Regions from separate parts of the Homo sapiens genome. Here region 1 is linked to region 2. A link is an interaction called in ENCODE POLR2A ChIA-PET data of the cell type or tissue named here. Cell type or tissue: A673. All regions are shown on one strand. Each heading gives the region's core, and the rest is flanking DNA. Links, peaks and the distances in the headings are about the cores only.

The links. Peaks named below come from ENCODE experiments on the same cell type or tissue, not always from the same donor. Only the 100,000 strongest peaks of a DNase experiment are listed, where the experiment ranks them.
Region 1: POLR2A ChIA-PET joins it to region 2 with 7 read pairs; 1 of 35 experiments calls an interaction of 5 or more read pairs at or near these places.

What each region holds. Positions count from the first base shown.
Region 1 is chr6:3,959,393-3,966,994 of GRCh38, forward strand. No RefSeq gene overlaps it. Among named protein-coding and RNA genes, the nearest start is that of TGILR, 51 kb to the left of the region's middle. In A673, for the core only: no CTCF peak of the experiment used is centred there; a DNase peak (open chromatin) is centred at 3,799; H3K27ac peaks cover 1,975 bases.
Region 2 is chr6:3,420,311-3,427,581 of GRCh38, forward strand. All of the region lies in intron 1 of SLC22A23 (solute carrier family 22 member 23), which reads right to left. Among named protein-coding and RNA genes, the nearest start is that of SLC22A23, 33 kb to the right of the region's middle. RefSeq lists an enhancer at 7,215-7,271. In A673, for the core only: no CTCF peak of the experiment used is centred there; DNase peaks (open chromatin) are centred at 2,021, 2,331 and 3,341; H3K27ac peaks cover 2,370 bases.

The sequences.
Region 1 (7,602 bases), core at 1,592-5,591, 540 kb after region 2:
GTGTAACATAGGATATTATCTTACAGTGTTGGTTTTTGCTAGCTCCCAATACATGTCTATATGTGCACACATATACAAATATACATATATACACATATGTGTGTATAGATAGAAAGAAAAGAAAGGGCCTGCCCTGAAGCAGCTCAGAGGCTGGTGGGGGAGGCGGAGGAGTGTGTGACCGATCCCGCTGCTGCGATGCGCGCTGAGCCAGAGGTGTGTGCAGGGCATGTCACCTGGCGCTGAAGAAAAGATTCCCAGCCGCCCTAGGGGAGGGTCCAGAGAGACTTCCTGGGCATCACTGGGGCTGAGGCTTAAAGGATGGATCTGGGTGACTAGATGGAGAGGAGAGGGCACCCCAGGAAAAGCATCTTCAGGCAACTACAGAGAGTTCAATGGGACTGGAGCCCCCAGGGCAGGGATAGAGGGAAGCACAGCTGATTCTTGTGATTCGAGGTAGGTAGTTATGTTCTGTGAATGTGCCTCAAACCCAGAACTAATGAATACTGAACTATTTCTCCTGGGGAAAGCACAGGTTAGGTTCTGTGAGCGTCTGGTCACAACGTTTTCATGAGCTGAAACACCATTTGTGTTACATACGTTTGTTTATCAACATCCTAGTAGAACACACAGGTCTCATCAGCATTGAGAACCTCCCCTACCACATAACCCTTTTCCTGTATAGCACTCAGAAGGCGTTTTTACAATTCTCCCACAGCCTCCTGATCTGCAGAACCCGCCTCGCCTGCAGGTTTAACCTTTTTCACGTTGTATCACCTTCTGGAACATGCGAGCCAGTCAGCGCTAGCTGAGAAGGGCTTGACATTTTCCTGACTTTGGCTTTCAGCCTCACAACACTTTTTTGTTTTAATCACACATTGTCTCACAAATCCACAAATTTAGCCGCTTTTCCATTTTTCCCACAGTTTTGTCACCTACTATAGATGCTACTTTAGCACTTTCTGGTGGGAAGAGGTGATTTGCCTCAATGTACCTGGCTGTTGCTTCATTAACACTGAACTTAATGCCAAAAGCACAGCAACTTACGCTGAAGGCACCTCATCCAGCACAGGTACTGTCTCCACAGGCACATCGCAGCCTCCTGCACTCAGAGACAGTAGACAGCACTTCAGCACCGTGCCTGGGGGCATTTTAAACAGCAAAATCACCAACAAAAGTACAAAAATGCAAAAGCGTGGCTCTATACAGGGTGCAGAATGGACATTTGTTTACGGTTTGAGAGCTGGAACAAGGCGGCAGAGCATCGTCCTATACAGCCTCAGCTGAGATTTTGCACATCGAGTAATTCAAATGTTTCACCACTCTGCATGTCTGCAAATGACCACAAAAGTGCTGCGAGTGCTGAGTTGGGGGTGTTGTTTTGGAAACTCTCGGGTGGGCCTAGTTAACTAGCTCCTCCAGGGGGGACTTTTCCCTTTCCATCTGATGATGTTAAAGATGAGTATTCAGAAACATCAGCTGCTCAGTTTATTCTCACAGCACTCTTCTTCTAAGACGGATAGCAGGACAGGCTGGTGGCACGGGCTGGACACAGTCAGGGGTTGGATAACCACCTGACCAGGAGGGTCCCCATCTAGAGACCATTCTCAGAGTTTGGAGGATTCATCTCCTTTCTTATACCTGTATTCAGTCTGGGTCAGTCACCAGGTATTTCTTTCACAGAGTTTAAGCTATTCCTCTAAGTGTCAGATTCGTTGTAAGATTTATGAGAGTTGCATCTGTGCTGAGGTGATCTCATCCCCTGGAAATCTAGGGCCAAGACTGGAAACGCCAGGGCCAGGCTGCATCACACTGCTATGTGACACATAGTGTCAACCCTGTGAAGTGTCTGAGTGGGCCTATGGCTATCATTGGCCATACAGTCACAATATGTCCTTACAGTATCTTAAATGGAGTTATAAAAAGTCTTTAGTGGATAGTTGATTTCAAAAATATGGAATCCATGAATAATGAGGGTTAACTATATTTGCAAATCATTTATCTGAAAAGGAATGTATCCAGAACACAGAAATAACTCTTACAAGATCAATAAGAAGATAAATAACCTCATTTTTTAAATTTCGCAAAAGATTTGAACAGACACATTACCAAAGATAATATTTGAATGGCAAATAAGATGCTCAAAATCAATAGGGAAATGCAAATGAAAACCACAACAAGATAGGACTACATACTCAATAAAGTGGCTAAAATTAATTCAACTGACAACGTCAAGTATTTTTGAGGCTGTAGAACCCCTGGAAGCCTCACACATGCCGGTGGAAATTTAAAATGGTAAATGGTACAGCCACTCTGCAAAACAGTTTGCAATTTCTTACAAAACTAAACATAAACCTATTATGTGACTCAGAAACACTCCTAGGAATTTACATGAGAGAAATGAACACATGTAACCACACAATGACTTGTATATCAACGTTCATAGCAGCTTTATTCAAATAGCCAAAACTTGGAAATGAATGTTCTTCAACTGGCAAATGGGTAAACAAATTGTATATATTCATACAATGGAATACTACTCAGCAGTAAAAGGAGAAAACTGCTGATACACGCAGCAATGCGTGATGCATGATGAATCTCAGAAGCATTATGCTAAGTGATGGCAGCCAGACACAAAAGATTACATATGCCATGATCTCACTTTATGAAACTGTACAAAAATCAAAACTAAAATAACATAAAGTAGATCAGTGATTGCCAGAGGCCAGGGAGTGGAGGAAGAGAATGAGGGCAAAGCAGCAGAAGGAAATTTTCCGAGGTAGTGGGAAATACTCTATGTGTTGATTATGGCTGTGGCTACCCGACCATGTACATTTGCCAAATAGCACAAATTGTATGGCTTAAAACGTAACACCTCAATTGAGATGCTTAAAAACCAAAAATATTATGATGAGCAAAAGAAACCAAAATCAATACTAAAGCAAAACAAACAAAACAAAAAGACTTAAGCCTATAAAGCTTTATAGATTTATAAGAGAAAAACAAACAGCCACCCAATTTTGGAAGCTGGAAAGCAGATGGGCAAGTGGTAACTGACTTAGCAGACCTAAGAAAGCCATTCCCAAGTCAGCTCCAAGATAAACTGGAAAACAGCTTGATTCGCATTGCCTGAAGGATCAGATACTGGCAGATCCAGGCATCTCTTGTAGGGGTAAAAATGGGGCCCAAAACAGGAAGACTGGCACGAAGTCTATTTGAGAAGCAGTTTAACACCCAGATGTAGGGTTGCCAGATAATATAGGATACCCAGTTAAATCTGAATTTCAGATAAGGAATGAATAATTTTCTGAGTATAAGTGTGTCGCAAATATTGCATGAGGCACACTTATGTTAAACAATTACTTGTTATCTGAAATTTAAATGTAAGTGGGTGCCTGCATTTTGATTTGCTAAGTCTGTCGACTCTGCTCAGATGGCCTCTCCTACTTTGACAGAAGTGTGGAGATAATAAAACAGTGTTGTACAAGCACAGTTGAGTTTGAAGATACTGGATGGAAAACAAGAGGAATGATGGGAAGTTTCTCTAATTGATGTCTAGACCTTCAACAACTTCCCAGAGAACTGAGAGCGAGGCCTATTATCTCCAGGTTGAAGTCTGGAAGATTCTTCCCTGGGGAAGATGACCAGCTCAAGGCAAAAGACCTACAAATATTGACTTTGGAAGTTCTCCAATAAAATGACTCTATTAGGCCACCCTGCAGTGAAGACCATAGTTGACAAACTTCCCACGCACACAGAATTGTCAATCAGCTTCACAGGCTCCACTCTTACAAAGGAAGATAGCCTGGAGCACCAGATGTGTGAGCAGCCAATATGAAAGGCGCACACACACACACACACACACACATACACACAGGAAACAAAGACAGAGTGAGAAGAAGAAAGTCTCATTATTAGAGTTACAAGATAATCATGAGAGAATTTCCCAGAAAGTAGAGCCAAAAGATAAAGAGATAGAAAATAGGAAATGAAGAATAAGAAAATGAATGGCCCAATACACAGGTCAACCTCCAATCGTAGAGTCCCAGAAGAGGTGGATGTGAGAAAAATCGATGGGAGGAAATTTTTAACTGAGTGCCCAACTATAAATTCTCTTTCTATGTCTGAAGGAAAGAAAGCAGACTGGGATCAACTGACCATCTTGGCACAGTGATAAGTGCACATGTTAAGAAAATTAGTCTGGGAATAGTGTGTAGAATGGAATTGGACAGGAAAGGCTTAGCACACTGTGACAATTAGTATTTGCTGAATGCGAAGACAACTGTTAAGCTTGTGGAAATAGGAGGTACAATACAATCATAACGGATACAGGTGTGAAGAGATGAAGATCTGGACTGGGGGTAAGCATAAAAATGGACAGGACTGGAAAAATCCTACAGGAAATTGAAAAACAAAATGATACTTCTTAGTGAACACAGAGAGTAAGAAGAATCAGAGGTCTTGTAGCCTGGCAGACAGCAGAGTCATGGAACTCCTGGAAATGGGGTTTGCAGCAGGGGCCGGAGAGGGCTGCCTTCTCAAAGCAATGATGATGAGTTCAATCTTGGATGTTCTGAGTTAATTGAAGGGAAAAAGGTCTGGCAGTGATTGAGTCACTCTTCAAATAGCGAACATGTAAAGCAGTCATGGAGGAGTGCTGATTCTTTCAAAGAAAAGAACATTCTCGAGTTATTTTTAATGGATAAAAATTACCTTTGAGCAAATGTAATGTGTTAATATAGATTAGGGCCATATCAGACAGATAAAGGAGAGAACAATTAACTTCAAAAGCAAAGCTAGACTTAGTGCCTGTACACTCAGGTAGGAAACGCTAAACTGCAATTTGTTCTGAGCTGAGACTATCAATATATTCAGCTTTAGCTGGTTGGGTGGTTATGGCAGCATTAGGGACCATTTCAAAGGCAGGAGTCATCCTGGAGAGCACACACCATACCTCAAGCTGTTTTGAGATACTGTTCAGGTTGGTGTGTGGCCACAGTGGGAAGGGAGTAGAGCTCTGCAACACAGGGGGTCTATAAATAAATCCAGAAAGTGAGATTCATTTGTCTGCGTCATTTCAGATGATCCCTCAGCCCACCCCAGGGGTAGAGGAGTTCAGAATTTCAGATGTGGGTGGGCTTCTACATGTCAGTGTGACCCTGATGGCACTGGGGGTCTGTTCTTTTTTGCCTAGTTGGTGTTTGGTGTTTGCTATGGTCTGAATGTCTGTGTTCCCCTGCAATTCTAATGTTGAAATCCTAACCCCTAACATGATTATATACAGAGGATAATCCCCTTTTTTCTTCCTTTTTTTTTTTTGGAGATGGAGTCTTGCTCTGTCACTAAAGTTGGAGTGCAGTGGCGCAATCTTGGCTCACTGCAACCTCCGACTCTTGGGTTCAAGCAATTCTCCTGCTTCAGCCTCCAGAGTAGCTGGAACTACAGGCACGCGCCACCATGCCTGTTTAATTTTTGTATGTATTAGTAGAGATGGGTTTCACCATGTTGCCCAGGGTGGTCTTGAACTCCTGACCCCAGGCAATCTGCCTGCCTTAGCCTCCCAAAGTGCTAAGATTACAGGTGTGATCCACCACACCTGGCCAATCCCTTTCTTTTGAGAGGTGATTAGATTATGAGGGCAGAGGCTTCATCAATGGGATTAGTGCTCTTACAAAATAGACCAAGGAAGCTCATTTGCCCTTCCACCATGTGAAGACACAGCTAGAAGGTGTGTCCACTATTGTTATAAGTAGATAGATAGGCATGAGCGGGAAAGGAGAGGGCTCTCCCCCGCAACCCACTAGGAATGCTGCGTGATGGTTCGACAATCATTGCATTGCCTCTTTAAAAACAATAATTGGGCAGCGCCAGGGGGAGGTCATTTCCTGATGATTCACACATGTTAACAAAAAAAAATGTTAACTGAATGCAGACCCCAGGGAGAAGCAACTTCCTGGGCATGCACATTAAGACATAAAAATGGCAAAGTACGATGTTCCAGGTACGTGCCATCAGAAAAAGGAAGAAAGCCTCAGATGGGCAAGCGTCTAACTCCCTAAACGTGCTCCCTAATCAGCTTCTAGGAAGAGCAGAAGAGCTGTGGTAATGAATGCAACACGTTATTGACGATACACATGTTGATTCCAAGGAAATGCTGGGTAAGCATGACTCAGAGTCATTGCTGGGCACCTAAACTGTGCATACTCAGTTCCTAAGGGTAAGGAGGGCACTGCACGTGCAGAAAGCCCAGCCTAAGGGAAGAATCATGGGAAAGAGGCCAGCCTATAAACTCCTAGGATCAAGGTTCAAGGCTCTGCTTTTTTCTCTCTTTGACCTTCAGGCGCCCACTTGGATCTCTTCCAAGGGTTCTTTCCTTTCTTTCCCGTTCTAAAGCCTTTTTAATAAACCTCCATTCCTGCTCTGAAACTTGCCTCAGTCTCTTTTTCTGCTTTATCCCCCTCAGTTGAATTCATTCTTCTGAGGAGGCCAGGGCTGAAGTTGCTGCAGATGCCTATGGATTCGCCACCAGTAACTCGGGGTAACTTGGTCTCTTCTACCAGTAACACTATGAACCGGAAAATGGCCCTCATCAGACACCAAATCTGCCAGAGCCTCATCTTGGACTTTCCAGGCTCTGGAACCGTGAGAAGTAAATTTCTGTTGTTTATAAATTACCCAGTCTACGCTGTTTTGTTATAGCAGCCAGAAAAGACTAAGACAGTGTTAATTCTATTTTCTTTTGGTTTCGTAACTTTACAAGAACAGACTGAGAGAAGATTAATTTAGAAAACATCTCAATATCTATGTCGAGCCTTGATAGGTACTATATTCACACAGGGTTTCAGAGTTAAGTTTCTGATATGGTTTGGATCTGTGTCCCTAAACAAATCTCACACCAAATTGTAATCCCTGGTGTTGGGAGGTGAGGCCTGGTAGAAGGTGACTGGATAATGGGGGCACAGTTCTCATGAATGGTGTAGCACCATCCTGCCTTGGTACTGGGTAGTGAGTGAGTTCTCACAAGATCTGGTTGTTTAAAAATATGTGGCACCTCCCCACTCGCTCTCTCTTGCTCCTGCTCCAGCCATGTAAGATGAGCCTGCTTCCTCTTCCGCCATGATTGTAAGATTCCTGAGGCTTCCCTAGAAGTAGAAGCTGCCTTATGTGCCTATGCCTCCTGGACAGGCTGCAGAACCATGAGTCGATTAAACTTCCTTTTTTTTTTTTTTTTTTTTTTTGAGGCAGAGTCTTGCTCTGTTGCCAGGCCAGAATGCTGTGGCGCAATTTCGGCTCATTGCAACCTCCACCTCGCGGGTTCAAACAATTCTCCTGCCTCAGCCTCCCGAGTAGCTGGCACTGCAGGTCCCTGCCACCATGCCCGGCTAATTTTTTGTATTTTTAGTAGAAACAGAGTTTCACTGTGTTAGCCAGGATGGTCTCGATCTCCTGACCTCGTGATCTGCCTGCCTCGGCCTCCCAAAGTGCTGGGATTACAGGTGTGAGCCACCGCGCCCGGCTGAGAAATTTTAATGGTACATGTGTTGCCTCATAATCAGTCAGGAAAAGAACTTAAGTTCAATCCTCTCAACCTACATCATGAGCTAA
Region 2 (7,271 bases), core at 1,150-5,149:
ATATTATTTTGAAAGGAATAATTCAATTGCTTGACTTGCCAGAGTGGAGAAACATTCATCAAGGAGACTCAGAAAATTTCTAAAGAAGATGGAAAATAAATGGGAGATAAAGAAAACAACCTTATTTTCCACAGTAATGAATTCTATGATAAAATGTAAAATAAGAACATAAAAAAATTGGAAGCAAATAGATTGCTTCTTTAATTTTGAAGTGAAGATAAAATCTCCAAAGAGAAAAACTAAGGGGGAAAAACTACCTAAGGAAACAACTGGTAGATTTTGTAACAGTCTAATGATTACTACTTTACTATTAATTACTATTTTAAAAATCTACACATCAAAAATACAATAAGCAAAATTATAAAGACCTAAATTTGTAATATATATCCACTTACATATCAATATACACCAATACTGCAACCAGAAATTGAGTTAAGCGCCCACATGATTAACCATATATGAAACACAAATAGTTAAACACTTGGGAAATGTTTGATTTCACTAATGAAGACGGCCAGGTGCAGTGGCCCACGCATATAATCCCAGCACTTTTGGAGGCCAAGGTGGGAGGGTCACTTGAGGTCAGGAGTTCTAGACCAGCCCGGCCAATATGGTGAAATCCTGTACTAAAAATACAAAAATTAGCTGGGTGTGGTGGTGCATGCCTGTAATCCCAGCTACTCAGGAGCCTACGGCATGAGAATTGCTTGAACCTGGAAGACAGAAGCTGCAGTGAGCAAGACTGCGCCACTGCACTCCAGCCTGGGTGACAGAATGAGACATTGTTTCAAAAAAAAAGAAAAAAGAAAAGGAAAAAAAAAGACAATATTTTGTTTTTCAAAAAGAAAATTTTAAAAAAATTTCTAAAGATGAAGGAGAAACAAAGAGGTACAAATCTGTACAAGGAGCATAAACTAGGCACTGTTTTTCTGGAAGACAATTTGGCAATATGCAGCACATTACTTTAAATGGGGTCTACTCTTTATCCCAGCAATTCCCTTTCTTGGAACTTTATCTCAAGTAAATTATCAGAGACACCCACAGAGGTCTCTATGCAATGATTTTCACTGTTTGTAACTTATCAGAGCAAAAGTTGAGAACCTGACTCAATGTCAATGATACCATAGTGCCATTAAAAATTTCGCTTTTGAAAATGAATGATCGAGGAAAATGCTCATGATATAATTGTATGAAAGCTTCAGAATGGAAAAACGGTGACTAGAAGAGATGTTTGTATATGCAGGAAAAGTTAAAAGAAAATATTCCAAAATATTTTAAAGTGACTATCTCTAAAGAGTAGAAATAAGACTGAGTTTTATTTTCAACTTTATACTTTTCTTGACTTTTCCAAACTTTCTACGATGAATCTATAAGCCCTCAAATGACAGAAAAAAAATGTAGGGAAAAATAATGTAAACTCCCACAGTGGTAGCGATGGTGGGGAGGCAAAGACAAAATCATTAAAAAACAAACCAACAAAGGAAAAACCTTTTCGCCTTCTCGGAAACACGTATTTTAAGACAATCCTATAAATCAGGCCTACAGGAAGCTTATTCTGAAAGTGACTGGGAACAAACCACGTCTTCACAGCCTGAAGGTTAAGCACGTTAATGCTCACTGACTAAAGCGAAAAGTGTTTTTTAGGGAAGTGAATGAAAATTTTCCCCCAAGTTTCATCTTTTGTAGTGGAGATCCCCATTTGAAATTGTTCTATCAGCAAACCACGAGGGTTTTACCAATCGCTGTGCACACTGTCTGTTTTAAAGCTGAGCAGTGTCAGTTGAGATAAAAGAAAATATTTCTGTTCAGCCCTACAAAGAGGATAGTACTGCTTAAAACTTCAAAAGCTTAAGTAAAACAAAGTTCCTGACTGGGTCGCAGGAATTTAGAGAAATGTAGGGTCAGCATTTTTCCCCCCTAAAACAGAGCTTCAGCAGCCTCTCATGAACCAGTGTTTTATATACCATGGACGTGCGGTGCTCTGCACTTCTTAACTGCAGACAATAGAAATGGCAAGAACACACACACAGAGTCCACCCTGGAAGATGAGTCACAGACGGACAAAAGAAACACCCTCCACAAGCCAGGCTGATGAAGCACATTAGCTACGATTAGTTTCTCAACATTTAGGGAGGCTATGCTACCTAAATGTGTTTTTCAGTATTTTAAATCTAACAGTTGACAGATTTTTTTTCCCCTAAAAGATTCCATCAAAACTCAAGATATACTGCATGACTTGAAAACCTCAAATTACTCTCTACTTTTTGCCTCTAAGCTCATCCTCCAATTTTAGGAGGTTTGCTGTCAACAGTAGCCAACACAACTGCCAATTAGAGTTGGCATTGGTGCAAGCTTCCTTGAATGACATAATGAACATCCTTGGGTACTCCGGGGAAATTTTTTCTCTTTTCAATTTTGTTTCTCTGTTCTTTAATGAATATTAATTGCTGCTCAAATTGCTCCTCATCTTTCCTTTTTTCTACCTTAGTGCTAAAATAATAACCATGGTACATTGAGGGGAATAGCCGGGGCAAAAATAGATTGCAAACCCTTCCTGCTGGATGGAAGATACACCCCAACTCTAGCAGACCTGCATTCTGAGCCTCTCTAAGGAAACCCACCCCAGAGCCACACCGTTAAAGCTGCTCATATTTCTTAAACTTCACGTAGTCCCATTTTAATGAGTAATGTAATTTCCGATTCATTCGAACCCTTAAGCAACAATTTTTTTTTTTGTCTTTTTTTCTTCAAATGACAACTCTACTGTCCGCTCCTCTTCTGCGCAGTGCAGCCTTCCCGGTGGGAGAGAAATAGAAACTGCTTCATTTACTGACACTGGGGCTTTCCTGGTTCTCACTGAATTTGATCATTTTTAAAGGGCTAGAGATGTAGAACTTGAAAAACAGAAAAAATTACCACCTGAACACATCCTCAGTGATGTGTAGGATTATCTCTGAGGGAAAAATACAATGAGTCACTTTTCTTTGTTTGTTTCTTTTACTTTTTCTTGAAGGAAATAGGGAGGTACATCTTTCTCAGCAGAGGTTTGCATTATTGAACGTTCTTATTCGTTTTGTACAGGGCCCCGATGGCATTTGGGGAAGCTGAATAGATACCCACAAAGCAGCAGAGATAATTAATAAGCAATGCCCTTTTAGCTACCAAAACCTTGAAGAGTCTTTCCAAATTCTGCACTGTGTATTTTATTAACGGCCCTCATCAACTACCTCTAAGAAAGGAAATTAAGAGTAAGCCCTGTAAGTTAAAAAGGAAGGAGGGAGTGGGGAGGAATGCAGGGAGGGAGGGAGGAAGGAAGGAACCCCACAGATCCCTTAGCATCAAAAGGGAGCAGCTATTAATGCCCTGCAAGAAGTCAGCACACAGGCTTCTAGCAACTCATTTATATGAAATAACTTGAAGACTGTTAACTTGAGAAATTCAAAAGTTGTTTCAAGTGTTACTGGAGGGTATTTTCTAGTATAACACAGTGTGTCAACAGAGCCGGACTGTAGCATTAACATTTAAGATGTCCCCATCAATTCCGGAAGAGAGCCAGTGGTGGGGAACTTCTGCTGGGAGCCTCAGGGGATCTCTGAAATGAGAAGACTGTAACGACCCAGGTGATCCATCCTGGAGAGAACTTGGAGGGTGAAGGAAAGCCATCTTCCACTTGCTGAAAACAAATGCCTCAGTGGCTTCCCACAGCCGCAGGCTATGGCCTTGTTGTAACAGGACCCTGTTACATTCCCTTTATGGCTGGAGTCACCTGTCACCTTCTATTCTTCCCATGTACAAACTGGCTGCCATCAATTCCGGAAGAGAGCCAGGGGTGGCTGCCCCCACCTACCTCTCTCATCACTACCTCCTGCCCCAACCCCTGCCATGACCCAGCCTTGCCAAAGTGCTCACAGCTCCCCAGAGCCTCCATGCCCTTGGCCCATGTTGCTCTTCTGTGCCCCACTCCCACAACACCCTCATTCTCCCACTCCAACTTTTCTGGCTTGATGCCTGCTTTAAAGGACAAACCTCACCACAACCAAAATGATTTGACATTGTATGTCACCTGTCAGTCAAAGTATGGCCGATTTTCTGTACTGCACGCATTTTTTCTTTCAAGCAACACATATTACTTTCGCAAGCACACAACCAAGTGAAAAGGGAAAGGGGTACAAAATTACAAATGAAAATGCTTCTCTATTTCTATAAAGTTTAATAAACTCCATTGAGGGGTATCCTCTCCCAAGACCGGATCAGGAGATCTGTGCCTCTGAAGCATCCTGTACTCATGATAAAACACGTAGACTGTTCTTACAATATATCATAATTGCCTGTTTACAAGTCTTTCTTCCACTAGCTCAGGGGGTGGCAATCTGTAGCCCACAGGCCAAACACAGCCCTGCTGTCTGTGTTTGTAAATAAAGTTTTATTGGCACACAGCCGTGCTCCTTCATTCATATATTCATTTGCAGCGGATTCTGCACTACAGCGGCAGAGTCGAACAACTGAAACAGAGCCCACATGGCCTGCAAAGCCAAAAATATTTACTATGTGGCCCTTTTTAGAAAAATTTTGCTGACTCCTGCACTAGGCTGCAAGTTCCTTGAAGAAAGGGACCATGTCTTATTCCTTCATGCCTAAGCTAATGCTCAGAATGAGGGAGGGGCAGAGTGTTAACGTCAGGTAGGAATGACCCTCCCAGAAGTCAGAATGCTCCCGTGTCCACCCGTGTTCACTGTGCTCTGCTATTTATCTTCTTAAGCCTCTTTCTGTGATTATTTTTCAAGTATAATTTAATTTAAATAATTAATACATAATTATTATACCAAATTTATATAGGCAATATAGTTTTTAAATGTTTCCACCAAACTTTTCTCTATTGGTAATTTTCCTCCAGGGAAAGATATTTCTAGTTTTATTATAAAAGCCAGTAGAAAATTGGGTATATGAAAAATTTATTTAAAACAATGAATAATTCTTTTTTTTTTTTTTTTTTTGAGATGGAGTCTCACTGTTGCCCAGGCTGGAGTGCAGTGGTGCAATCTCAGCTCACTGCAAGCTCCGCCTCCCAGATTCACACCATTCTCCTGCCTCAGCCTCCCGAGTAGCTGAGACTACAGGCGCCCGCCACCACGCCCGGCTAATTTTTTGTATTTTTAGTAGAGACGGGGTTTCACCGTGTTAGCCAGGATGGTCTCAATCTCCTGACCTCATGATCCGCCCACCTCGGCCTCCCAAAGCGCTGGGATTACAGGCATGAGTCACCGCACCCGGCCGAATAATTATCTCTTAATAGAACAAATCTATGACATTAAATTAAGCATTGTTCTAGGTGAAGAAAGGAAACTAAGATTCATTAAGTATCTACCCTGTGCTAGGGACTCTGCCAGCTGCTTTGACTAAGCACCCTGACAGCACAACAGGCCCATTGCATGGACATTATTACCAGTATGTCCATTTCACAGATGAAGAAACTGAGGCTGAGAAGTGATGCTAGTCCAAGATCAAGTGTCTCTTACATAAATTATAAATCTGTATCTGATTGAAACTCAGGTTCTTTCCCCCAGTAAACTCAAAGAAACAGCCCTAGTTCATACAAATAAATACAATTCTCTGGTTTATATTAATTTGTTACAGGTTATAGCATTTGTCTGGACAAATATTCAATACACTTTATGTGCATATAGAAGCAAAGTAGCATACTGAAAACAGGACAGGCTTCGGTGTTATTTCATTGTTACAGTGACTAAACAAATAATAATTTGTCAGGGGTCTGTGAATAGCAGATATTTGATACATGATGGCTGTTTAAGATACTAATATCACAGTATCTTTTTTAAATAGAATTTTTAGTACTGAAATGTTGAAAAAAGTTATGATCAACTCCCTATTTTAAAAACAAAGAAACTGAATAAGAGGTGAAGTGACTCATTCAGAATTAAAAAAGCTTATAGCCAAGTCAGACTTGAGCAGAGCCCAGGTTTCCTTGGGCTCAGCTGCTCCATACCAGACTGCCGTGGAAAATGTCATTTTCAGACAGGGTGACCTGATGCACAGGGACGCATGACTCTCCCAACAAATTTCACAAGTCAATTACTGCCAAGCCAGGACAACTGCTAATCTAATGGTCAGTGTGGTGGTACTACCTTCATTCTAGTCCCAAACTCTTACAACAGGAAGGATTAGGAAAAAAAAAAAATTAACATTTTAATTGAGACCTACTCTTAGGCTTCCTGCCAAATACTCATCTTTTTCTGTAACATATGAATCAGAGTACCTGAGATGGTAAACCAGTTTTTCTCCTGTTTCAACACTGGTGTAACCATCTTGAAGATGACATGATGCCTTTTTCTTTCTTTCTCTTTTTTTTTCTTGCTTTATTTAGCTCAAACTAGAAGCCAGTACAACCGTGGATCTAAATGATGACCTTTTCCATGAAAACAGCTAACACCAACCAGCTACAAACAAGGTACACAAAGCTGGAGGCTGCCCTGGGCCTACTCCACATCCCAAAGTTACTCAACTATAGTAGTTCTCAGCTGTAGTAGGTGTGACTGCTGCTACAGGACAGCATAATCCTTCAGGTTTTTACCCATTTGGACTTTGTCTTCATTGGGTTGGACTCTGGCTTACCACTGTCTCTGAGGAAGGGCATCGCATGGTAAGCGAGAGCCTGGTAGCATGGAATTCAGAGCCTAAAGTGGGGTCTGAGCCAGCTTGCGAATGTGCTGTCAAGCACAGCTGGGATGCAGGCTAAGAGCTCGGAGTTTGAGCCTGATAAGCCCCAGTTTTATTTCTAGTTTCGCCCCGCGGTCATCAGGGCAAGCTTTTTCACCGTGTGGGGGCTCAGTTTTAACATCTATGACGTAGGAGTCGCAAAACCTTCACCAGAGGGTTGTTACAAGAGTCAAAAATAACATCGGGAATGCGCCTGGTGCAGTAACCGGCACAAAGTGATTATTACTCATTAATTTTGTCTGTCAGTTAAGCAGGTCCTCGGGGGCTTATGTCTGTTGGTAAGTAACATTTTGGATCTGAGAGTAATAAAACTACTTCAAAAAGGGTTTTGATTACTTAGAGTCTGAGCTATTCATTTTAGCCTCACCCCTAACTGACCCAAATTAAGGGGTATTTTACTAGTTTTACATCCTGTCTGCATAGTCAGCACCAGATTAGAAAGTGGGCCAGACGAGGATGGAAGACGCCCTCCAGGGAGCAGCTGTGTTCATAGCTGGGAGATGCTGAAGGAGGAGCAGGTCCAGGTCTACCCGGGG